4 separate regions of the Homo sapiens genome follow, and regions 1, 3 and 4 are each linked to region 2. The links are chromatin contacts, found by Hi-C or POLR2A ChIA-PET in ENCODE. All regions are on one chromosome and are shown on one strand. Each heading gives the region's core, a stretch centred on a gene start or an enhancer-like site at or near the end of the contact. The rest is flanking DNA. Distances are from core to core; before and after follow the strand shown.

The links. A loop is a pair of places that touch in the nucleus more often than their neighbours do. ChIA-PET counts read pairs that join two places held with the same protein, here RNA polymerase II (POLR2A). Pooled maps may share reads with other maps.
Region 1: a loop to region 2 is called in a map of naive thymus-derived CD4-positive, alpha-beta T cell, with 7 times the contacts of the local background. The contact joins the promoter of PAIP2 here to the promoter of MALINC1 in region 2. A Hi-C loop is called at or near these places in 3 of 168 maps with a recorded cell type or tissue (CD4-positive, alpha-beta memory T cell and naive thymus-derived CD4-positive, alpha-beta T cell) and 10 of 50 pooled maps.
Region 3: a loop to region 2 is called in a map of naive thymus-derived CD4-positive, alpha-beta T cell, with 14 times the contacts of the local background. The contact joins the promoter of WDR55 here to the promoter of MALINC1 in region 2. A Hi-C loop is called at or near these places in 1 of 168 maps with a recorded cell type or tissue (naive thymus-derived CD4-positive, alpha-beta T cell) and 7 of 50 pooled maps. POLR2A ChIA-PET finds 5 or more read pairs at or near these places in 1 of 52 experiments (OCI-LY7).
Region 4: a loop to region 2 is called in a map of naive thymus-derived CD4-positive, alpha-beta T cell, with 7 times the contacts of the local background. The contact joins the promoter of SIL1 here to the promoter of MALINC1 in region 2. A Hi-C loop is called at or near these places in 2 of 168 maps with a recorded cell type or tissue (CD4-positive, alpha-beta memory T cell and naive thymus-derived CD4-positive, alpha-beta T cell) and 9 of 50 pooled maps. POLR2A ChIA-PET finds 5 or more read pairs at or near these places in 1 of 52 experiments (activated T-cell).

Annotation. Positions count from the first base shown.
Region 1 is chr5:139,340,262-139,346,642 of GRCh38, forward strand. It overlaps PAIP2 (poly(A) binding protein interacting protein 2), which reads left to right and starts at 1,593. Exons shown (of 4, transcript NM_016480.5): 1 at 1,593-1,719.
Region 2 is chr5:140,106,061-140,112,092 of GRCh38, forward strand. It overlaps MALINC1 (mitosis associated long intergenic non-coding RNA 1), which reads right to left and starts at 1,952. Exons shown (of 4, transcript NR_102741.1): 1 at 1,349-1,952; 2 at 236-430. It overlaps LOC124900193, which reads right to left and starts at 3,209. Exons shown (of 4, transcript XM_047417990.1): 1 at 1,724-3,209; 2 at 236-401. The coding sequence starts at 2,925. The coding sequence ends at 1,999. RefSeq lists enhancers at 1,052-1,151, 2,262-2,763 and silencers at 1,682-1,751, 1,782-1,841, 1,852-2,111.
Region 3 is chr5:140,663,134-140,669,055 of GRCh38, forward strand. WDR55 (WD repeat domain 55) reads left to right here and starts at 1,771. Exons shown (of 7, transcript NM_017706.5): 1 at 1,771-1,970; 2 at 5,101-5,201; 3 at 5,282-5,369; 4 at 5,479-5,658; 5 at 5,758-5,857. The coding sequence starts at 1,780. It overlaps LOC124901088 (a long non-coding RNA gene), which reads right to left and starts at 2,304. Exons shown (of 2, transcript XR_007058968.1): 1 at 2,232-2,304; 2 at 1-2,024. RefSeq lists enhancers at 1,182-1,848, 1,266-1,425, 1,776-1,905.
Region 4 is chr5:139,195,956-139,202,281 of GRCh38, forward strand. It overlaps SIL1 (SIL1 nucleotide exchange factor), which reads right to left and starts at 2,413. Exons shown (of 10, transcript NM_022464.5): 1 at 2,314-2,413. RefSeq lists a silencer at 2,089-2,618.

The DNA of each region.
Region 1 (6,381 bases), core at 343-2,842, 770 kb before region 2:
CTTAAAAAGAGAGTCTGAGTCATCTCAGACTATATAAATACCTATTTTGTTATGTTCAGACTTCCTTCAGCCTCAGATTGATAGCTTATCTTCACAGTTTAGAATATAGATCTGTAAGTGCTGCCAAGGTGGTTGACCCAGGAGCTAGGGCAGAACCATCTGCATTCATTTCTTTGGGGCTTTGGACTGGCCCAGAAGAGTATTCAGTGAATGAAATAGCTCTGAAGAGGAACAACCCGGTTTCTAAATTCAAGCCTTCCCATGGAGGGAATTTTTTGTCTTAGTAAATACTACAAGCATATAGTTTTTAAAAGATTCAAATTTTTCAGGAGAAAAGGATAGTTATTTGCACCCATTTCCTAGTCGGTCATTTGCCCTCTCCAAAGGGAAGAAATTAGTTTGTGTCCCTTTTTCAAAGATAGTATCTACACATTTGAACATCCAGATTTGTAAAACACATACTCTCGGCCGGGTGCGGTGGCTCACACCTGTAATCCTAGCACTTTGAGAGGCGGAGGCGGGTGGATCACGAGGTCAGGAGATCGAGACCATCCTGGCCAACACGGTGAAACCCCTATCTCTACTAAAAGTACAAAAATTGGCCGGGTGTGCTGGCGTGCGCCTGTAGTCCCAGCTACTTGGGAGGCTGTGGCAGGAGAATCTCTTGAACCCGGGAGGCGGAGGTTGCAGTGAGCCGAGATGGCGCCACTGCACTCCAGCCTGGGCAAGAGAGCCAGACTCCGCCTCAAAAAAACAAAACAAAACAAAAAAACAAAAACATACTCTCTTCTTTACATTGCTTAGTGTCACTAGAAATATATCTTGGGGCTTGTCAACGATGACAGGAAGGAAGCATGGGTAAGAATAACTATGGGGCCAGTGCACCCAGGATCACGGACTACAAAATTCTTGAACCCGGAGGTCACACTTTTCTATCCTGTGTGGACAGGGCATTTCCTCCTTTAGCCACAAAGAAGTTGCACATGTATTTGTATTTTGCGTTTGCATCCAGCTTCAAAAAGTGTGTTTTTGTGCCTGCACATGTCTGAGTGCGGATGTTTGCATATCATTTAGTACGCCTCTGTGATTTCCCTTAGTTTATTATTTTTCTGTGTCAGGATCTTGACGTGACTCGGTGCATGTCGCTGTTTGTGTGACATTGTGTATCATTCTTGGGGTGTGTATGGGTATGTGTGTGCTATGTCATTACCTAAATATTACGTTTTTGGGGGGGTGTGTGATGTCTGTGAAAGTCCACGCCTGTGTATCTTGTCAGGGTGCTCTTCAGTCCCCAGCTGCCTCACTCATTGCATATCATCATTCTCGGAAGATGGGCGGGTGTGGGAACAGTGGTACGCCCCCATTCCTGCCTTCCAGAGAGAACGTGCGACAGCGTTCCTGCTACACCCGGCAGCCGGCCGTAGGGGCGCGCTGGAAAGGCTGCTGCGCGTGCACACGTGTGCAGCCTTGGAGACAGACTTCGGGGTCGCGCGTTCTCGCGCGCGCTCTCTAGTGGCTTCGGAGGGCAGAGCTGACAGAACAAGAGGGCGGGGTTGGCGGCGACGGAAGTGAAGTCACTTCCGGGCTGGGGTGTTTGTTTGGACTGGAGAAGGGAGGCGGCGGGCGAAGCGCACGTCGAGCGGGGGAGCGGCGCTGCCTGTGGAGATCCGCGGAGGCCGACAGGATTCGTTGGCTGCCGTCCCCGCTGCTGTGCATTGGGTGAGGGGTCCTCTCGGGCAGAGTGGCGACAGGGGTGCGGAGGTCGAGGGACAGCAAGTCGGCGACGGCAGAGGGGCCTAAAGGGTTCCCTGGGTGGTTGGCCACCGAGTCCATTGCGGCCTCCGTTGTTCATTGCCTCTTTCCACCAAGTCTGAGGGATGAGCTTGGGCCGACTTCGTCTCTGTCTTCTCCGAGACATGGCCGTCGCTTTTTTTTCATTGTCATTATTAATGATTTGGATCTCGCAGCTCTCTATCCGGGTCCTCAGTGGCGCGAGGGTTGCCGGGATAGCACTTTCTCCTGTTCCTCATTCTCCCGGTCCTTTATCCCTCCGCCGGGTACCCTTTCCCCTGCCCCCCTCCCACCGCCTCGGCAACAAAGCTTATTGTTTCTACCCACTTTACGCCTGCGCGTCGCCACGCGCAGCCCCTACTTGCTGCGCGTGCGCGCCTCAGCCGAGGCTGGGGTTTGGGGAGAGAGGGGCGGAGGGACTGGCGGGCTCTTGGCGTCTTGGGGGAACGCTGCAACCGTCGACGGGCCTGATCAGAAGATCGTCTTTCTCCCGTTTCTTCGCCATCGCTACCCCTTATTTTTGGTTGTATTGCAGCTCATGCCCTGGAAAAAAGAACCTTTGGGGTACTGGGAACCCTTACCCTAGGAGGGCGTTGAGTTAGATGAACTTTAAGGTCCTCTTACCTTTTAATAATTTTCTGTGCTTACTCTCCTCCTTCCCCACCATCGCCACCAGAAATAAATAAGGCTTGTGGTGAACTTAGGTCTTCAAAACATTTGTTGCAGCAGCCAGCAGTGATATTTTTTAGGGACTCCTAAAAGGGGTCTTACCTGCTTCCTTTTGTTTCTTTTTTCCCTGATTTGGCACCCGTATCAACTCATAAAAACCCCAAACTCTAGAAAGAATTTGGCTTCCAATTTGCCTTGGAAGGTGTAGCAGCTGACAGCCTTTGACGTTTATTTCAACGGAAAGTAGATGTTCATGTTGGGTGTGCTGGCTAATGTTGAAACGTGGTGGCATTGTTTTTTCACAGATTTCATTAGCACAGTTAGATCAGGTGTTGGTTTATATTTTCATTAAGTCGCTTTTGAAATTTCTTCTGGCGTAGGTTGTGTTTGCAATAAGTAAAAGTTCTCTACAATAATTTTTAATGAGACTCCACTATTTGCTTTTGTGATTCTGTTTCCAGTTAGTGAAAGACAGGATATTTGGGGAAAATTAGTCTGTTTATACTACTTGTCAGTTGTGAACTTGAATAAAACTTTTTCACACACACACAAAATCACAGGATAGGTAACTTGACAAGAACTATAGAACCCACTTGTGTTTCTTTAAGGGATGGAGGTTAGGGAATGGAGATTTCCTCTAATGATTCAAGGCTGTGCACGTTGCTCCTTAGGAACTCAAATTGAGGTAGGTAATTTCACCCTCTTTTGGTCAGAATGAGTTTATAGCAGGCTTTTCCTTAAATAAGCACTCTGCACTTTATTCAGGTTTATCACTTTATGACTCTAGAGTGTGATGCTCCAGTTTTAGTGAAAAACTTGAACACTTAGCACAGCAATTTGGTTGATACTGTGGGAGATTAAAGAATGTGGAAGGCAAGACCTCTGCCCCCTTGTAATCTAATAACCTTTTGTGCTTTTAAAACATTTTCTTGTAATTTACATCCTATTGTCATTCATTATCATGAAACGTGAAATGGGCAGAGCAAGTTTTTTTTTTTTTTTTTTTTTGAGATGGAGTCTCACTCTGTCGCCAGGCTGGAGTGCTGGAGTGCAGTGGCGCAATTGGCTCACTGCAACCTCCGCCTCCCCGGGTTCAAGCGATTCTCCTGCCTCCGCCTCCCTAGTAGCTGGGACTACAGGCGCTTGCCACCACGCCGGCTAATTTTTTGTATTTTTAGTAGAGACAGGGTTTCACCGTGTTAGCCAGGATGGTCTCGATCTCCTGACTTTGTGATCCGCCCCCGTCGGCCTCCCAACAGAGCAAGTTTTATCTTGCCCATTTGGGAATTAAAGAAATAGAAGCCTGAAAGATTATTTTTATTTAGCAAATATTTATATAACAATAATGCCAGGCATTGTTCTCATTGCCTTTACAAATATTAACTAATTTGATCCACAACATAGCTAGAAGGTAGGCCCTACTGTAAAATGAAGATAACAAATGAGACGTGAAGTAACTTTCCCAATGTCACAGAGCTATGATAGTCGGAATTCAAATCCAGATAGTCCAGAGATTCTATGCTCTTAACCATTATGTGGTGCTGTGTGATTTAGTGACAGGTCTAGGGTACTTTAAGGTGGCTATGTAGCATAGCTGGGATTTGAACCTACGTCTTCTGACTGTGGTCTAAGATTAAAGTTGTCCAAGTCATTGCCTTTGTGATCTAGACCACCTGTTGCACAGGTGCATGAATAGTTTGCATTTGATATAGGCTAAGGTTCAGTTCCAAAAAACTCCCTTTTTTCTTAATTTTTTCATTGTTTAGAGTGGTGCTGTCCAATGATGTAGGTACTGTGTGTGGTTATGAGCACTTGAGATGTGGCTAGTGTAAATGAAGAACTAAATTTTAATTAAATAGATCTGTGTAGCCGATGGCCACCATATTGGATGGGCACACGTTTGGAGAATTTGAATAGCCTCTGCTTCTTATATCAGTTTGTATAAATTTGGGTGGCATTTCTAATGTACTTGAGCTTTTATCAGTTAGGATGACCCATTCTTGCTCTCACCTAATTACCCTTGTTACACTACAGTTGAGATTAGGGTAGACTTTGGGATTTTCTTGTGACATTGTTTCACCTCTGTAGATTTAAGATCTCTAATTTTTACCTTGTCCCTTGGTCTAGAGACCTTTAACTGCCCTAAATATTTAATCACCGAGATAGTTAATGCCAATTGTTATGTGCTAGGTTCTCTAACTAGGTACTATTATTAATTCCCATGCAACAGATGAGGAAACCGAGACTCAGGTTAAGTAACTTGCCATGGTCACACAGTTAGTAAAGCAGCCTGGTTCCAGAGCCCATGGGTTTTTGTTGTTGTTGTTGTTGTTGTTGTTTTTGAAACGGAGTCTTGCTCTGTTGCCCAGGCTGGAGTGCAGTGGCGCGATCTCGGCTCACTGCACGCTCCACCTCCAGGGTTCATGCCATTCTTCTGCCTCAGCCTCCTGAGTAGCTGCACCCGACACCACACCTGGCTACTTTTGTTTTTGTATTTTTAATAGAGACGGGGTTTCACCGTGTTAGCCAGGATGGTCTCGATCTCCTGACCTCGTGATCCAACGGCCTTGGCCTCCCAAAGTGCTGGGATTACAGGTGTGAGCCACCGCGCCCAGCCCAGAGCCCATGTTTTTTAATCGTTACCTTACTGTGCCAAATAGTAAAACAAAAAATTCGGTGCTTTTCACAGACTTCAGAGTGGAAAACAGACCAATTGAAAAATGTTGCGATCCTCTTTAACTGCCAAAGGAAGTATGCTTAAACGTATATATGCGTAAAATACGATTAAAAAATATGCAAATAAGGTAAGGATCACAGTGGTTCAAAACAGAGTCCAAGGGAATGAGAAAAGATGGTGCCTATGGAGGTAGATTAATGAAAGAAACAGAAGAGAACTATGCTTGAATTTTTTTTTTTTTTTTTTTGAAACGGAGTCTTGCTCTGTTGCCCAGGCCTGAGTGCAGTGGCATGATCTCATTTCACTGCAAGCTCCACCTCCCGGGTTCATGCCATTCTCTTGCCTCAGCCTCCTGAGTAGCTGGGACTACAGACGCTTGCCACCATGCCTGGCTAATTTTTTGTATTTTTAGGAGAGATGGGGTTTCACCGTGTTAGCCAGGATGGTCTCAATCTCCTGACCTTGTGATCCGCCCACCTCGGCCTCCCAAAGTGCTGGGATTACAGGCGTGAGCCACCGCACCAGGCCTATATTTGAATTTTAATGAGAATTCTTAAAAGATGAAACTAGTGGAGAAAGATTGTAAAACCTAAAAGATTTCTGTATTTTAAAATTCCATAGACAATATAAAAGGACACTGCTGGAAACCAATATGTCTAAGAGGCATTTCAGGAGGGGAAAAACAGCTGAAGACACAATAAAGCCCTAAGTTGATAAATTGAAAGGGTTTGCTGACTTCCAGGCAGTAGTACTGGGAAAAAATTGCTCTTACCTATCCAAAATCTGGTGAAATATATGAATTTGTTAAAACATCTTAAGCTGTCGTCTAGAACAGGATTTTTAAATTTTTATTTATTTTTTTGAGACGGAGATTTGCTCTGTCACCAGGCCGGAGTGCAGTGGCGCAATCTTGGCTCACTGCAACCTCCGCCTCCCAGGTTCCAGTGATTCTCCTGCCTCAGCCTCCCCAGTAGCTGGGACTACAAGCATGTGCCACCACGCCCAGCTAATGTTTGTATTTTTAGAGACGGGGTTTCACCATGTTGGCCAGGATGGTCTCAATCTCTTGACCTCATGATCCACCCCCTTGGCCTCCCAAAGTGTTGGGATTACAGGCGTGAGCCACCGCACCTGGCCTATTTTTATTTTTTGAGATGCAGTCTCCCTCTGATGCTCAGGTTGGAATGCAGTGGCACCATCTCAGCTCACTGCAACCTCTGCCTCCCAGGTTCAAGCAATTCTCC
Region 2 (6,032 bases), core at 702-3,201:
CTCCAAGTTTTCTAATTCTCAGCTATGATTTTAGATCATTAAATCACCAGTTTCTAATCTCCACAATACAGTTGGAAACATTTAGGACAGAATATCCTTTAGGATATTAAGATGCAGAAGACTGTACTTCGAAGGATATTTATATAGTAGTGCTGCCACCTAAAGATGAGGTGAATATAAAGAAGCAATTCAAAGGAAATGACCCATCACCCTTAAGCCAGTCTCATTTTCTCACCTCCAGCTAGGAATTAATAAGCGTGTTGCTGTTGTTGTTGTCATTAACAGGGAAGTTGAACTGTTTCGCAATCACTTATTTCTGAGCTTTAATCCTCTGTGCCAGATAATTTCAGACTCAAACCTTTTCTAGTCCTCTGCGATTCTTCTCAGCCATCAGGCACTGCCTACAATACGTAAGAGGCAGCAAAAGATACTTGGAAAAAAACAATTGAGAGATTTCTGGTTTAGTGAATAAAGCAGGCAATAATAGACCTTAGAGTTTTCCCTTTATCAGTGATAGACTCCTCACAATGCTGAACAACTGACTTACATTTTGATAACTAAATTTTCATCTGTAAAATGGGAGTAATTATACCTTAGTCCTACTTGCCTCGCAGGCTCAACTAGATATGCTTCTGGGAAAGATTCTCTAACAAGTGAGTTTAAAAGTCTACCACTGCCTAACAAAGAGGGATTTTGTGGTATATTTGCAAAGTAACTTCAAAACAAAATAGTTAAATAGGTTGAGGCAATGATTAAGTTTTCCTAAATCACAGTTTGACTTCTCGGAGGTCTATTTAAATAATGATAAAGATGATAAATGCAGTTTTTATTTTGCTGCAGTTATTAGCTGATCCACGTTCCATCTACGTATTCAGTGTTGCAGGATGGAGACGTGACAGCGTAGAAAGCGAGCAAAAGCGTTACCGTGCACCAAAAATCTTGTCAAACTTGATACGATTTCAAGAAGACTGTCTTAAAGGACATTTTATAATTTCACATTTAGCCCTTGCATAGCATTTTATGAAAATTAACTTTTACCCTTTCCCCCTCGGCCCAAGGAAGTCGCATTCCCTCAAAGGGGCCCGGCTTCAACATATTACACTGCGTGGGAGGCTGGGCAGCAACCCCACGCTTCCTGTCAAGGATTCCTGGGGCCAGAGCCTGAAAAGTGCTCTAGCCACTCTTCTCTATGCTAATTCTGTCCTTCCGACCCCTCTTGGCGGGTGTCTGAGGGCCAAGGTGAGACTTTCCCCGGAGATGAAAGGCCTATTGCCTCTTCAGAGACCCGGGCGGAGTTGGGGCGGGGGTGCCGCGTGATAGGGTGGTAGCAGAAGTCGCAACGACGCACAGGGCCCTAAGTTGGAGCTGGCGCAGGCCCTTCAGGGTTCTATCCCCGCCAGAGCCTGGCTTCGGCCTTCAGAAGCCAAACGAGTAATAGGTCCTTCTGGGGCGCTGTGGGCGGTGGGTGGAGGAAGTGTGGGCGGAGAGGCCACAGACATCCCCCTCCTCAGACGCGCCCCAAGGCCTGGCCCGCGGAATGTTGACGCGCCAGGAGCCGATAGGGCGCGCTCACGCGCGAGAAGGGGGCGGAAAGAGCGCGCTCGGCGGCCGCCGCGGCGGCAGCTAAAACGGAGGGACGCGAGAGCGAAGGGCGCGAGCCACGGAGTTGGGAGGAGGGGTGGGGAACGCGGAGCGCGCGCTGACGTCGCCTGGAGTCACGCACGGAGCGCCGGGTTACGCGCCGACGTCTGGCTGCCACGACTTGCCGTCTGCGGCGGCGGCGGCGGCGGCGAGCGGATCCCGCAGGGGAAGGAGGAGGAGGAGGGAGAGCCAAGGGGGCTGTGAGTGAGCGGGAGAAGCAGGGTGTGAGCCGGACTTGCCCATGGGAGGGAGAGCGAGCGAGAGCCGAGCCAGCCATCCGAGCCGCCTCCTCCTCCTCCCCTCGGCGTCCCGCCCCCGCCCGCCAGCCCGCCCTCCTTCCTCCTCAGCCCGCAGAGCCTAAGTGAGGCGCAGCTCGGCTAGCGCCGCTGTCCAGGACAGGTGTGCGCGCGCGCGCCCTCCTCCCCTCCCCCCTTCCTCGCGCCTGTCTCGCGCGCGCCCTCCCTCCCGCCAGCCTGCGCCCTCCCTCACCTGCGGCAGGACAGCGCCCGCCCGCCCGGGTAAGCCCCTCGCGACCTTCCCTGCTGCCACTGCCACAGCTCCAGGTGACGCTCGCCCCGTCCCCTTTACTTGCTCTCTCAGCCCAGGAATAATTATAGTACCATTGCAGACATCCCCGCACCCTCCCTCTTGGAGACCCAGGCGGTGCAGCAACGTTCTCTCCCACCCCCCGCAGCGAGAAACGAATGAACCCCCTCCTACTTTCAAAAGAGAACAAAATAACACGCCCCTTAAGAAAAGAGGCGATCCTACCTCCGCAGGCGCTGGAGACCACCAGTGATGCGTTTGCTTAGCAATCCCTGAGCCCCATTTCCCCTGGCCGCCTTCGCCCTGGGGCCTGGGACTGTGCGCTAGACGTGGCTGACACTCCCTGCACGGCAACCCTGGAAGGAGGGAGAGGAAGGAGAGTTCTATAACCCAGGCTTCACTGCCAACCCCTCCTCTGTTCGGTTCCCCCCACCCCACTACCACCAAATGCATACACCCGCCCAGGATGCGTTGTAAAAACAAAACAAAACCAGGAAAAAAAAAAAAAAAACCTTTGGTGCTGACATCGCAGATGAAGCCGGGCCCAAAGATGGGTGGCCCGAACAAGGCATTTTTACTGCCCCACAGCGCTGGGTCAGCTCCACAGCTCCTCTGCCTTTGTCCGAGGGCAAAAGGAACGGATGTGAAGCTGAGGGGTCTTCTCTGTGAGCGGCGGTGGGCCCCGGAGGCGGGCTGTGATGTTTGTAGGGGAAGGCACCCAACCAATATATCTGCCATAAACCTGAACTTGGGTTGGAGAGCCCCCAGAGACTGGCTGGGGTAACTGGTTCGTAGCTGTCTACCCCGGAATAAATGCCACCTTCTTTTCCGCGGTGTCTGCGGGACCCTCTGTTGGGGGTTCTAATTCGTTTTGGCCTGGGCTCCTTACATTTCTGTCCGGCCAGGCGCTTTTGGACAGCTTTTCGCAGCGGTGTCTAAGCTTGTGTTCGGTGTCCTTGGAAGGGAGGTCCCAGAGCTTTACAATAGGCTGGATTTGGTTTGACATCTTTTGGTGGACTGTCAAAGGGGAAAGGAAATTTTTGGATTACTTCAAGATCCCCCACCGCCCCCGCCCAACTGACGTTTGCGAATTGCGGCTTTGGAAATTGGAGTGTTGACTAGAGTGTGGAGAGAGAGTTGCTGATTTCATTGCTTTGAGTACTAGTAAAACCATTTAAGTATCAGCCGGAAGGGAGACAGCTATTGACATTTACATCGGTTCTGTTTGGACCTTTGGGGTACATAAAATGTCGGGTTCTCTGAATTTTTTATCGAATTTAGAATGTCTGCTACATTTATTTAACTTCTGCAAATGCTTAAAATGAAAACATTTTGGAAATGCGAGGATTTTTATCAAGTGGATTGTTCTCTTCATATATTAAATGTTTACTTCATATCTTTAATCCGAAACATTAAAATAGCATTGAAGAGGCATGATTTTCAAGATTAAGTGAGCTATGGAAAAGGAATACGCTTTTAAAGAACGATCTGGGAAATGCTGTTACTATTAGTCATTGTTGTTGTTAAATGTTAAGATTTATTTGAGAGTTTCTCAATTTTTTTGGTAGACAGTCATGAGAAGAAATGGCTAATTCCTCCACTTTGAACATTTACAGTACAACATCCCAGTTAGTTTTAATGATTTGGGTATTGAAGATAGTTGTCTGGTTTAAGACTGGTATTTAATCTAAGTATCACTTGAAAACACAAGCTCTAATGTTCTTTATTTTGGAAATTTGTGATTTTGTAAAATATTAATCAACATATTGTTTCTATTAGGAACTCTATAATCAGAAGGGTTTACTACCCAGAGGTAGACAACCTCTTTCCAAGTCTATTTTATAAATGTGTGTTGATTTTTACTTTATAAAACCAAAACTGAATTAGATTATTTCAGAATCACCTGTAGTCAGGCTGAAGAAAATTAAAGCTTTTTTCTTTTTTGTTCTGCCTAATGTGTATTTCTTTGCGCACAATTTTTTGTTGGTAAGAGTTTGTTAAATACATAGAGACAGTGGGATTAAAAATAAAGCAGTCTCTATTCTCTTTAAAATGTGTCTGTTGTATTAATAATAAAAGGGCTCAAGAAATCTAGAGACATTATGTCTTTGTAAGCATATTGTGAGGAGAAAGGAAATGTTTACTTTTTGATGTTTTTCATTAACATGGATTTTTGCTGCATATTAATTTGCTGTATATTTCGTTTTCCCTTTGTCTTTCCTACATTCTAATGAAATTATACATTTAGTTTTACAACTATTTGTTTTACATTAACAAATTCAAACAGCTGGATACTAGAACAGACTTCATTCACCAAGTTAGTATATTGTTTAGATTATTAACAAATGGTTAGAAGTCTTAAAATCCACTTATTTTCTAATGACTTTTCAGTGTTACAATGCAAATATAACTGTGAAGTTTTATTTAAAGTTTAAACTTTTTGTTTTAAGACTTCTGGAAGTTTATATTCATTTCTCCCAGATTGCCTTTTAAGGCTACTGTACACTATAGCCCAAAGAAAGCTGCCTTTCACCTCCTTAGTCTGAGAAAAAGCCCACACTTAAAGGCTTATTCTGAAATTAACTCTCGTTTCAGTAGTGAAAATATGCTAAAAATCCTATTTATCATTGAATTATTTTGGAAAGGCATTGTTAATCTTGTTTGCTTTTTAGATACACATATAAAGTAGAGAAGCTGGCAAATAAGGGCAAAAGTTTTATACATATATAATGAATAGCATAAAACAAGTACATATTTATGTGGAGAGATCTAGGTCCCAGTAATTTGCTGATTTGACCTTAAAATTCCCAGTTTAAGTGTACAAATGAGATTCAACTTGTGTTCTGTCTGGAAACTTCATCAGTTGCCTCTGCGCTGGGTAACTAAGAAGTCAGTTCTTGGTGGCAGTCACTTTTTCAGAAAAACAGGGCACTTCCAAACTCAAATCATTCGGAATCCCTGTATATAGACGTCTAGGACGGAGGGCAAGAAAATTTAGACTGCAAGTCGGGATAGGAAGGCGGGAAGTTGGGATACGAAGGCGGGAAGTTGGGATAGGAAGGCGGGGCAGTTTCGAGTCTTAGTCTTCTGTCCTGGGGGCAGCAATCAGCACGGAAGAAAGGCAGGGACTGGCAGGGGGGGTGGGTGGGGCCCTCATCGTATTCTCATTGGCCTTGTTGCTGCCTTGAGTTTTCATTAGGGAGCAGGGGCTTGGTTTGACGCAAGGTAAACTCTTGAGGAAGAGCAGCAGCCCTTCTAGATCGGATTGTACCAGATCTTAGCCTCAGTTTACAAGTGAAACATAATGTCCCACTCCATTCTCTGTGGAGAGCCTGCTACTGAGCCTTTTTGTCCCTGGAGGCGCTGGGGTCTATCCAGAGTCCTGATTGCTACTGTTCGAGCCTGGAGGAGTTACTGCTTCTTCACACGTGTATTTCTGTGCAGTTCAAAGTGCTTCAAAAGTTCCTGTGTCCCCTTCTCAATAGACTTTGGGACAGGGGAAGGAGTGCAGAAAAAATCAACACGGAAAGAGTACTACAGGGTACTAGAGGTTGCCTCCCAAATAAGGGGAAGTTCTTTATGGGGCCCAAAGTCTGGGTTTTTATCTCTTGGTGTGGAGCCTTCCCTTCAGAGAGCCATTTCAGGGACCACTGGACATAGGTGGGTGGTTCTGAGACGGGTGCACAGGACAGCGCCTGTTTGCTCCTTGGTGGCCAGGTGCTTCTTGTTTCTTTTCAGTAGGAAGTCGCAAACTTCAGCCCAGGGCTGAAGTAGCTAATGCTGAGTAGAATGGGGCTCTTTCTAAGAGAAAAAGGAAGCTGTGAATACCTAGCAGGCAAGTTTGT
Region 3 (5,922 bases), core at 521-3,020, 560 kb after region 2:
CCAGCACTTTGGCCTGGTGCTCATCATTAGGTGTCACTACTGCTTCCTGGCTGGATGCCACGCTGCCACTGTCTACCCTGAGCCCAAGATTTGTGGCCTCACCAGATCCAAGAAAGCTAGAAAGTCACCTTAGCCATTACCTTGTCTTTGATTATATTCACCTTGGTAGGACAGGTTTTTGTGAGGAAGCCAGTATTGTGCATGGCATGTAAGAGGCTGAAATTGGGCCTTGCTGCAATAGCACCTAGAATGGCTAATTTCAGACAAATGACACCATGGTTCTATGGATGTAGGTAGGCAGTCCCAATTATTAAAAATGGTCACAGAGACATGGCACAGGTGAAGACATCTGGAGAGTCACTAAAAGCAAGACCTGGAGATTGTGGGTTTGAAATTCAGTTTCTGAGGCCAGGCTCGATGGCTCATGCCCACAGTCTCAGTGCTTTGGGAGGCCAAAGCAGGAGAGTCTCTTGAGGCCAGGAGTTCATGAGTCTATAGCTATGCAGGAGGATCGAACCGAAGAGTTCAAGGCTGTAGTGAGCTATGATCACACCACTGCATTCTGAGCCTGGGTGACAGAGCAAGACCTTGATTTAAAAAAAGAAATTCAGGGGCTGGGCGCCGTGGCTCACGCCTATAATCCTAGCACTTTGGGAGGCTGAGGTGGGAAGACACGTCAAGAGTTCAAGGCCAGCCTGGGCAACATACTGAGTCCTCGTTTCTACAAAATATACAAAAATTGGCCAGGTGCGGTGGCTCACGCCTGTAGTCCCAGCACTTTGGGAGGCCAAGGCGGGCGGATCACGAGGTCAGGAGTTTGAGACCAGCCTGGCCAACATGGTGAAACCCTGTTTCTACTAAAGATACAAAAAATTAGCTGGGCGTGGTGGCATGCGCCTCTAGTCCCATCTACTCGGTAGGCTGAGGCAGGAAAATCTCTTGAACCCGGGAGACGGAGGTTGCAGTGAGCCGAGATCGCACCATTGCACTCCAGCCAGGGCGAGACTCCGTCTCAATAAATAAATAAAAATTAGCCAGGCGTGGTGCCGCGTGCCTGTAGTTCCAGCTACTCGGAGGATCGCTTGAGCCGAGCGGTGATCGTGCCACTGCACTCCAGCCTGCGCGACAGCGCAAGACCCTGTCTCAAAACAAAGCAAAACAAAAAAGAAAAAAAAATTCTTGGTAACTGAGCACTGCTTGTCCAGCCCATTGAGTTTCTGTAGACAAATTGTAGGAACTGGCACAGCAAACTGGCCACAAAGACGTTAGGGGCGTGGACACCAGCTGCTTGAGCTGCCTGCTGTCCCAGACTCCCGTATGTCATCGCGCAGCGTGGGATTTTGCGGCTTCCTGACAGCCCAGGCTGTCGCTTGACTTGATCTTGGGTTTCACCAAGCCACGAAGGACTAGCGTCCCTCTCTCCTATCCCAAGGGCATTAAGCCTGTCTGGATGAAGTAGGAGAGGAAAGATTTACACGCAGTTCTCAACTTTACGTGACGTGACTAGGGAGGGAATTGACGGTCGCACCGTCTACCTAGCCCAAACGGGGTCACAGCAGGACAAGGAAGTAGCCGATCTCCCAGATGCGGTCTCTTCGCTCCGCTCCACCCGCACCAGCAGCGGCCCACCCACCTCTCCTGTAAGAGGAAGAACGTCCCGGAGACACTTCCGGCCCCGCCCCCCGAGGCGGAAGCGGAGTGCCAGGCTACTCCTCCCGCAGTGTGGGTGGTTCCGAGGCTGACTACCCTGCGGCGGCGCGGCTCGCAGTCCTTCTCAGCATGGACCGCACTTGTGAGGAGAGGCCCGCTGAGGATGGGAGCGACGAGGAGGACCCAGACTCCATGGAAGCCCCAACCCGGATCCGGGACACTCCGGAAGACATCGTGCTGGAAGCTCCGGCTAGTGGGCTGGCGTTCCATCCGGCCCGTGACCTACTGGCTGCAGGGGACGTGGACGGGGACGTGTTCGTGTGAGAGCGGGGCAGGGCCGGGGCGCCGGGTCTGGAAGCTTCCCGGGGGTGGACCTGGGAACAGGAGAGATGAGAGAAAGTTGCAGGGAGACAAATTTTGCAAGATTCTTTGGGTCCAATTTATTCAGTAACATTCGGCTCTTCTATCACACCAATCTGTTGAAAGAACTGGAATGTCGTGACAGAGCCCAGATACCGTAGTAGGCCAAAAAGCCCTTTAAGGCCTTGTTATTTCCCACCGATTATTATTTATTTACTTACCTATTTATTTTTGAGACGGAGTCTCGCTCTGTCGCCGAGGCTGGAGTGCAGTGGCGCGATCTGGGCTCACTGCAACCTCCCCCTTCCGGGTTCAAGCAGTTCTCTTCCTCAGCCTCCCGAGTAGCTGGGATTATAAGCGCCCGCCACCACGCCCGGCTAATTTTTTTTGTATTTGTAGTAGAGACGGGGTTTCACCATCTTGGCCAGGCTGGTCTTGAACTCCTGACCTCGTGATCCACCTGCCTTCCTCCCAGAGTGCTGGGATTACAGGCGTAAACCACCGTGCCCGGACTCCTACCGGATTATTATATTGTGCCCGAGACAGGCTCAGCAGGCCCCTTTAAGTGATTTTTCAAACCACAAATCTTGGCTCACGCCTGTAATACCCGCACTTTGGGAGGCCGAGGTGGGCGGGTCACCTGAGGTTGGAGCTCGAGACCAGCCTGTTCAACATGGTGAAACCCCGTCTCTACTAAAAATACAAAAATTAGCCCGGTGTGGTGGCGCGGGCCTGTAATCCCAGCTACACGGGAGGCTGAGGCAGAAGAATCACTTGGATTCGGGCGGTGGAGGTTGCAGTGAGCCAAGATCGTGCCACTGCACTCCAGCTTGGACAATAGAGTGAGACACTCCCTTGATTAAAACCCTTCAATGGTCTGCTTTTAGGATTTAGTACAAATTTCTCAATCCTGCCTTCAACGCCCTGACCATCTGTGCTCATTCATCCATACCTTTTAAAAATACGTCTTGGGCCGGGCGTGGTGGCTCATGCCTGTAATCCCAGCACTTTGGGAGACCAAGGTGGGGTATCACCTGAGGTCAGGAGTTGGAGACCAGCCTGGCCAACATGGTGAAATCCTGTCTCTACTAAAAATAGAAAAATTAGCTGGGTGTGGTGGCGGGCACCTGTAATCCCAGCTTCTCGGGAGGCTGAGGCAGGAGAATCGCTTGAACCTGGGAGGTGGAGGTGGCAGTGAGCCGAGATCGTGCCATTGCACTCCAGCCTGGGCAACAAGAGCAAAACTCCATCTCAAAAAAAAATCTCGAAACCTCAGCCCATTTGCATGTGCTATTCTGTCCGGAAAACTCCTTTCCCCTCACTTTTACCTACTATCTCTGAGTTTCCAGGATCTCTTCCCTCTTCCTCTCTCCCCAGACTAAAATTGGTTACCTGTTAGATGCTGCCATGGCACCAGGTGCCATGGTACCTTTCCCTTAATAATGAATGGTTGGTAACCATATGTCCATTTGTGTAATTATTTGAATGCTGTCTCCTTCACTAATGTTTTTCAAACGTCTTTGACCTTGCCTCACAGAGAAATACCTTTTACATTATATATGATGCTCTGTGATACAATTGCTGATTTTATTCTATTATTGTGTACATGTACACAAAATGCTGATCGTAGCTTACTAGTCCGTTATATGACTAGAATGTGAAAAAACACTGTTCTGGAGTGTAATCTGTCATCGGTTTTGTTCTCTATTTTATCTCCAACCTCTAGTCTAGGGTAGATGCTCAACACATGTTTGATTTTGAACAAAAGATACAGGTTAGAGGCAGTGGAAAAGTTGAAGATGTTATGCTTATCAGATTTACTTAATGAATTTAAACCTCAACCCCTCATTAGCTGTAATGGCCTTGAGCGTGTTAACTTCTGTATTTTCATCTTTGAAAGGGGGAATTATACCTACCCTTGCAGAGGGGACAAGTTTGCAGTACAGCACCTAAGCAGCTCTTCAACAAATGTAGGTTCCCTTCTACTACTATCCATATTTATGGTGCCAGGCACTTGGGAGTTGCCCTAGACATCCACCTTTCTTCACATTCCACACAACTTTGTTGCTTCCCTTGTCTTAAAAAAGGTTCTGGAGGAAAATTCTTGGTTCTCCCCTTCCCCACCCTCAGCCATGACTATTGTGAAAAGGTTCCTTTTCCGAGGATTAAATTCAAACTTCTGCTTGGCTCATGTGGTCTCATGCCCACCCCAGCCCATCTTTCTAGATTCAGTCATGCTACTCTCCTGCTACAAGGAACCCTCCTCATTCCTTATCTCTGCTGCCTCCAGTATCTGGCCCTTGCTCTCTGCCAGGCAAATTCTACTCTTGTATGATCCAACCCACATGTCACCACCTTAGCTTTCCAGGGCTCTCTTCTCCCTTCCCAAGTATTCATTCAATTTGTGAATGTTTATTAAGCTACTTTTTCACGTTCAGCACTGGGATAGAGAAAATGAGCAGGCTCAGTTCTGCCTACCTGGAACTCACTGGCAATTAAGCATGTATTCATTCTGCCCTTTTTGAGGATCTGCTCTGAGGCAGGCACTTGGGGGTATTCCATAAACAGTACTCACCTCAAAGTTGTTTACAGGCTGGTGCCTCTCCCCCACCTCCATTTTGATCTTGCCTCTTTTTCAGCACGTACTCTCAATGTACTGTAATTAATTGTGGCTTTCTCTAGCTCCTGCAGACCTGAAGTGCAAGAGCCTGCTCTACCTTACTGATTTTTAGATTTCTAACTTCTGGGGCTGGTCTTTTGTCATTGATGTAACAAATATCTCCTCCACAGTGGTCCAGACCCAATCTTTGTCCAGGCTGGGGCTTTCAAAGATGATAAAGAGGGGTTGGGTGGGATCACAAAGAAATCTTGCGCAAATATACCTTGAACTAACATATATTGAAAAAAGCAGGACCTAACATTTCAAACTCACTGAAAATGGAGAAATGAGATGGTAAACTTTTTGGGCTTAGAGGTGTAGAAGCAGGAACTCTTAGGTAGGTGGGAAGGCTGCTCTGTCTAGTTGGTCTCTGCACTCAATGCAACCCAGGCTGGGTCTGGAGTCATTTACCCTCCTTGCCCTCTCCCCAGCTTTTCCTACTCTTGCCAAGAGGGAGAAACCAAGGAGCTCTGGTCATCAGGTCACCATCTCAAGGCCTGCCGAGCTGTGGCCTTCTCTGAAGATGGGCAGAGTGAGTACTGGGGAAGACAACCAGCAATGTGGTGGAAGGGAGCAGTGAGCAGCACCATGACCTGGGCACCTTTTCCCCAGAGCTCATTACTGTCTCCAAGGACAAAGCCATCCATGTTCTAGATGTGGAGCAGGGCCAACTGGAAAGACGTGTTTCCAAGGCTCATGGGTAAGGAGAGCAGCCAATTCTGTGTATGTGCATGGAGGTGAAGGGTAAGGACCAGGAGGTCCCCACTGGGACAGAGATGCTCCAAGAAGTTCTACATCTGTGTCTCTAGTGCCCCCATCAATAGTCTTCTGCTGGTGGATGAGAATGTTCTGGCCACTGGGGATGACACAGGTGGTATCTGTCTCTGGGACCAGCGGAAGGAGGGCCCCTTAATGGATATGAGGCAACATGAAGAGTACATCGCAGACATGGCTCTGGATCCAGCCAAAAAGCTGCTGCTGACAGCCAGGTACAACTTCAAAGCTGCCTTGCCTCCCCTCCCCTCCCTGTGTGAAATGTCTTCCTCAAATAGACCTTGCGTCTAAGCCTACTGCTCTACTCTCTACAGCGGGGATGGCTGCCTTGGCATCTTCAACATTAAGAGGCGTCGGTTTGAGCTGCTCTCAGAACCTCAGTCTGGGGACCTGACCTCTGTCACTCTCATGAAAGTACAGCTGGTTATGGTGGGATGGAGGGGTGTGTGCTGGGGGCTTAGTCTGAGGCAGCTTCCACA
Region 4 (6,326 bases), core at 1,163-3,662, 910 kb before region 2:
AGAAGAATCGCTTGAGGCCAGGAATTCAAAAACAGCCTGGGCAACACAGCGAGACCCTGTCTCTACAAAAATTAAAATTACAAAATTAGCTGGGCCTGGTGGTGCGCCCCTGTAGTCCCAACTACTCAGGAGGCTTTAGTGAGAGTATTACTTAAGCCCAGGAGTTCAAGGTTGCAGTGAGCTATGATTATGCCACTGCACTCCGGCCTGAACCACAGTGTGAGACCCCATCTGAAAAATAATAATAATAATAATACAGTATGGTTTAATATATTAAAGAAACTGATCTCTCGCATGGTTCAAAAAGGTCTCTGAAAACAATTCCAGAGGTGGATTTTCAAAACTGCCTTGGACAACAGCCAAATCACTTAGGCACGCCATCCTCAACTCCCACCACCTACACCTGCACACATCACTCTAAAGGAGAACATTCATTGGTGGATCAAGTTCCCACATGTCAGTTATTTTAAAATCCATTTTGTTACCTTTCAGTTTCACTTAATTAGCCTCTTCTCCTGCCAATGAAACACACCAGGGCTCACAGTTGGCCTCAGTAGAGAAGTAATAGCTGGCCTTCAGAAAACAGCAGGGAAGGGGAAGTAAGTGGGAATCAAAGTACTAGGCAACTTTTCATTCCTGGACTGCCGCATCCCTACTAACATTTCCATCACCTGTAAAATGGGAGCAGAACGTCTCTTCTATTGCCAATTTCATTAAAACAGCACATGTATTCATGAGCAGATTAAATTCACTAAACAAATGAAAGAAAGGGGAAATAAATGTGGTGTGGTAACACCATCTTAAAAACCCGAGAGCCATGTTCTCAAAACCACAGACCAAGTTCTGACCCATGTTATACAAATATCAATCCCAATATCGTTACACTCTGGCTCCCATCAAAATCCTACCCAATCCCCAAATCTGGCTATACTTTTATCAGAAAAGAAAAAAACTTGGGTGGGGTGAGAGCAGAAAAGACACACACACACAACAAAATATCTTTCACAATGTCAAAAAAAAACCTGTTTATATGCCAGGCGAGGTGGCTCATGCCTGTAATCCCAGCACTTTGGGAGGCCGAGGTAGACAGATCACCTGAGGTCAGGAGTTCGAGACCAGCCTGATCAACATGGAGAAACCCTGTCTCTATTAAAAATAGAAAATTAGCCGGGCACGATGGCGCATGCCTGTAATCCCTGCTAATCGGGAAGGTGAGGCAGGAGAATCGCTTGAACCTGGGAGGCGGAGGTTGCTGTGAGTCGAGATGGCACCATTGCACTCCAGCCTGAGAAACAAGAGCGAAACTCCGCCTCAAAAAAAAAAAAAAAAAAAAAAAACTGTTTATAAACACATCACTTTCTTCTCTTAGCAAATATGTAAGTTTCATTCTCCTCCTGTCTACTTAGTTTGGGTTAACTTAACCCCCGCCCCATCTCTCAGATCATGTTTTTATTTAGGTTTATTGAGGTGGGAAAGCCAACTGAACTTTAAACGAAGCCAGGCATTTAAGAATATTAGAAAACTGATCTTACATATATAGGTAGTCAAATATTTTTAAAAGACATCAAATGGCATTCTAATTCCTCCGGTGCAAAGAAAGCCCCAGCCTCACACGTGTTAGCATTTCCTGATTCCTGGCTTTTCCCACTCAGAGCCCCATTCCAGGGGCTCATATGTCAAGTCATTCTCTCCTGACTTCTGAAGCAGGGATTTTCAAAGCCAGGATTCCGGGACCACCTGAATGAGAACCCCCTGGGGTACAGCTGCCCACGCACCATCTTATCGGAAATCCCAGGGAATGGAGCCCAAGGCTTATGCACAAAGCCCCTAGACGATCCGAGAGATAACACTAACCAGTCTGTAACCTCTAAAGGCAAATTTTCCAGGACAAAGAAAAACAAGCAATAAGAGAGTGACAATAATTCCACATGGGAAGAGACACACGGGTCTCGGAGATCAACACCAAACCACCCCTTCTTCGGACAGATACGGAAACTTAGGCTGGGAGAATGAAACAGGCAAGGGCACTAAAAACAGGTGCGGAGCCAAAGCCAATCTCAAATTTCCACGGCCCCATCTCCTGCCAATAAAGAGGTGAATGGAGACATTCTGAGTGGGAAAGATAAGAAAGGTAGGCCTTCGGCAGGGAGCCCCGGGCCCACTTGGACGTCCCGCTTTGGAGACACTAGTGAGGATGTGTGGGTCCCCAGAACACTGCTGGGAAGGCGCCGAGGCCGCCGGCAGGAGGAGGCCCAGGAAGCGCCCTGAGCCCCCCGCCCAGCTCCAGGGCCGGGCGGCCCTCACCGCCCCTACCTTCGGCCTCCGGCAGCCGAGTGGCAGACACAACTCCCACAATTCCAGGCGGCCGCGGCGGCGACCAGCTCCCCCTGCGCAAACGCGGCGGCGACCGTCTGAGCCGGTGAGCTGGCAGCTGTCACGCCGCTCGCGGCCTCGCCCAATCGCGGGCCGCCAGACCAGCGCGCGGCGCCCCCCGCCCCGCACCGAGGTGGGAGCCCCGCCCCTAGCCCCGCCCTCTGCAGACTCTTGCACGAGCTGCCCCCGTGCCCCTCCCCTTGGGGGGAGGGAGGGCTGAAGAGATAGCTTCACGCCTGCTTTTGCTTCCAGGCTGGAACTGCGAAGTTTCCTGTCTGATTTTCCAACAATGTAATTTCTTTCTAGCGGAAGGACCCTCAGAAAGCAATCAGAGGGGTGCGGAGTAAAAATAAATCAAGTTCTTGTGACTCAGTTTGGGACAGAAGCCGAGAGTCTCCAGCAATAAAATTTCTCGCAAATTCATGCAAAATAGGACACCTTTAAGCCACTCACTTTATATACTTGTGTAGATTTTTTACAAGGACCAGTTATTTTAAAAATAGCATCAGGTGGCCGGGCGCGGTGGCTCACACCTGTAATCCCAGCACTTTGGGAGGCCCAGGCAGGCAGATCACTTGAGGCCAGGAGTTCAAGACCAGCCTGACCAACATGGTGAAACCCCCGTCTCTACTAAATATACAAAAATTAGCCAGGCGTGGTGGCGAGCGCCTGTAATCCCAGCTACTTGGGAGGCTGAGGCAGGAGAATCGCTTGAACCCACCAGGCAGAGGTTGCAGTGAGCTAAAATCGTGCCACTACACTCCAGCCTGGGTGACAGAGTGAAACTCTGTCTCAAAATCTAATAAAATAAAATAAAGGTCACTTGCGATTCTGATTTTTTTTTAAGACAGAATCTGTGTCCCCCAGGCTGGAGTGCAGTGGCAGGATCTTGGCTTATCACAGCCTTGACCTCCCAGGCTCAAGGGATCCTCCCCCTCAGCCTCCATCCAGTAGCTGGGACCACAGGCGCGTGCCACCGTTGCCAGGCTAATTTTTTTTTTTTTTTTTTTTTTACAGACAGGGTCTCGCTATGTTGCCCAGGCTGGTGTCAACGCAGTTGTAATTCTGCTGTACCAGTGAATATCATGCTTTCTGTACCAGGTGCTGCATATATATTTTATTTACTTATAACGTCCTCTGAGCAGAATGGTCATCCCCTTTTTATAAATGGAGAAGCTGACGCTCAAAGAGGCTAAAGGAGTTATACAAAGTCATACAGTCAGGAAGTGGTAGAACTGGGAGTTAAAGCTAGATTTAAGTGTCTCCAATGTCCTGTTCTCTTTCCACTATTCCACTTTTAGACCTTCCCCTTGCCTAGACATGCTTAACCTGATGAATAAAAATGACTGCCCCCTCCTGCCCTCAGATCCCCCACATAGTGATTCCTGGTCATTCATGAGTGGAGAAAACAGTAATCCAGACAGTTACCTCCCCAAATGGCAAGTATTTCCCAATAGCAAACAACCTATTTCTGGACTTCCCTTCCCTTTTCCATGTACTCTATGAGCTTCTAGCAGACAATTTACCTTCTTGATTATGTTTACTTCAAGCAGATGGGAAACTGACTTCATAGCCACTGAGCAAACCTTGGTTACTAGTATGGGAAGGGAGAACAAGCCCCTGGGCAGTAGTTCAGTGAATAGTGCCAGTTTATGAGAAAGGTCTAGATAAAACACCTAGGGCCTGATTTGGAAAGAGAACAGCTCACTTTTCCCCTGGAACACCCAGGAGACCAGTGAGAAGAACTGGGCCTAAGAATAATTCTAGCTTATGTCACTGCCTAGTACCATAAGTACAGATAATAAATATTCAACAAATATTTCATGAGTGATAAATTAGAGAATGAACATATAAATTATAATAAGACTGGCACGAGTTATAAAAAAGATGTTAATAAAGTGCTACAAGAGTAAGAGCCTTAAAAATAGAATAAGCTCAAATCTTATAATAGCATGAATAAATGAATGCTTGGGCCAAGAGAAGAGTCCAGCTGAACACAGCTGCCAGCGCTCAAAGCGGGGCCTTTCTCCTTGGGACGGATCTAACCAGCTCAGGTATGTGGTAGGAAAGGGATAGTCTGTCTCCCACTGCCACCCCAGGCCTGGTCTCCAAACCTTGAAAAGCTCTGCCATGGTCTGAATGTTGGTGTCTCCCCTAAATTCATACATTGGAACCTCATATCCAATGTGATAGTATTAAAAGGTGGGCAGGTTGGGCCAGGCATGGTGGCTTCCGCCTGTAATCCCAGCACTTTGGTAGGCCGAGGCAGGCGGATCACAAGGTCAAGAGATTGAGACCATCCTAGCCAACATGGTGAAACCCCATCTCTACTAAAAATACAAAAATTAGCTGGGTTTGGTGGTGTGCACCTGTAGTCCCAGCTACTCAGGAGGCTGAGGCAGGACAATCGCTTGAACCTGGGAGGTGGAGGTTGCAGTGAGCCAATATCGCACCACTGCACTCCAGCCTGGCGACAGAGCAAGACTCCATCTCAAAAAAATAAAATAAAATAAAAATGGTCAGGTTGAAGGGAGCTGCCTTGCCCCTTCTGCCGTGGAAGGACACAGTGATCTCCCCTTCCACCATGTGAAGCAAGGCAGCAAGGCACCATCTTTGAAATAGAGAGCAAGCACTCACCAGCCCCTAAATCTGTTGGCACCTTGATCTTGGATTTCCTGGTCTGTAGAACAGTGAGCAGTAAATTTCTGTTTGTAAATTACCCAGCCTAAGGTGTTTGTTATAGTAGTCCCAACAGACAAAGACATACCCTGACAGAACTACCTTCTCAGAGGAACTTGCTCTGAACTTGCTCTGAAATCAAGCCTCTTGAGTTGCTGAAGCCAGTGTGCAAGGTTGAACCTAAGCAGACAGCCTCTACTTACACGGCCTTAAGCAAGGAGGCCCACTGTAAAGGTGAGAAGTTTGGGTGCAAGTCCAGTGATCACAGTGGGTGCTGGAATTTTGGTAGTCTCCTCTCTTTGTTTCCTTATATAAGTCTTGGAATTGAGCAAAAGTAAGTTTAAAATTTCCTTTTAGGCTGGGCGCAGTGGCTCACGCCTGTAATCTCAGCACTTTGGGACGCTGAGGCAGGCGGATCACCTGAGGTCAGGAGTTGAAGACCAGCCTGGTCAACATGGCAAAACCCCGTCTCTACTAAAAAATACAAAAATTAGCAAACCATGGTGGTGGGCGCCTGTAATCCCAGCTACTCAGGAGCCTGAGGCAGGGAGAATTGCTTGAACCTGGGAGGTGGATGTTGTAGTGAGCCAAGATCACGCCACTACACTCCAACCTGGGCGACAGAGCAAGACTCTATCTCAAAAAAAAAAAAAATCCTTTTAAATAAGTAAACAACAGGCTAAAAACCACCTCTCTCTTGCAGTTCTGTTGGGGAGTTTCTAGAATCCCTCTTCCACTCCCCAGAAGAGCAAAGGAAGGCTTGGAAGGGTAGAGAGACTGAGGAATCACCTTCAACCCGGCCACCATCAATCAAATCAAAGGAAACCACAGCACCTACCCCCAGAGCCCTGGCTAGGCGGAGATTTATAATCAATTTGGCCTTCCTCAACAAGCAGAATATGTTGAGTAGATCATTTCTCCTCTGATCAGCCTTTCTCAATTAATCTCCCACAAGCCTCACACCCTGTTGTGTGAAAGTATTCCTGGCTTCAGGAGTTGGCTCCCTGCTCTCTCTGGATGGGCCTCAAATGTTGAGTGGGGAGCAGGAGCCCTCACTTTGTCTCACCACTGTATTGATCTGCCTCCTCCCCTCGGCCCCTTCCTCTTTGCCCACCCAGCTTTCACCACACAACTCAGATCCTGCTGCCAGGAGTCCCTTCTGGACTGCAGACATTTTATTCACTTGAACATGAGCACCAAGCTACATGCCAGCCATTGGCTGTGGGGGTACAACTGTGAAACAGTCCTACTGGTTCTTACCCTCGAAGAGCTCA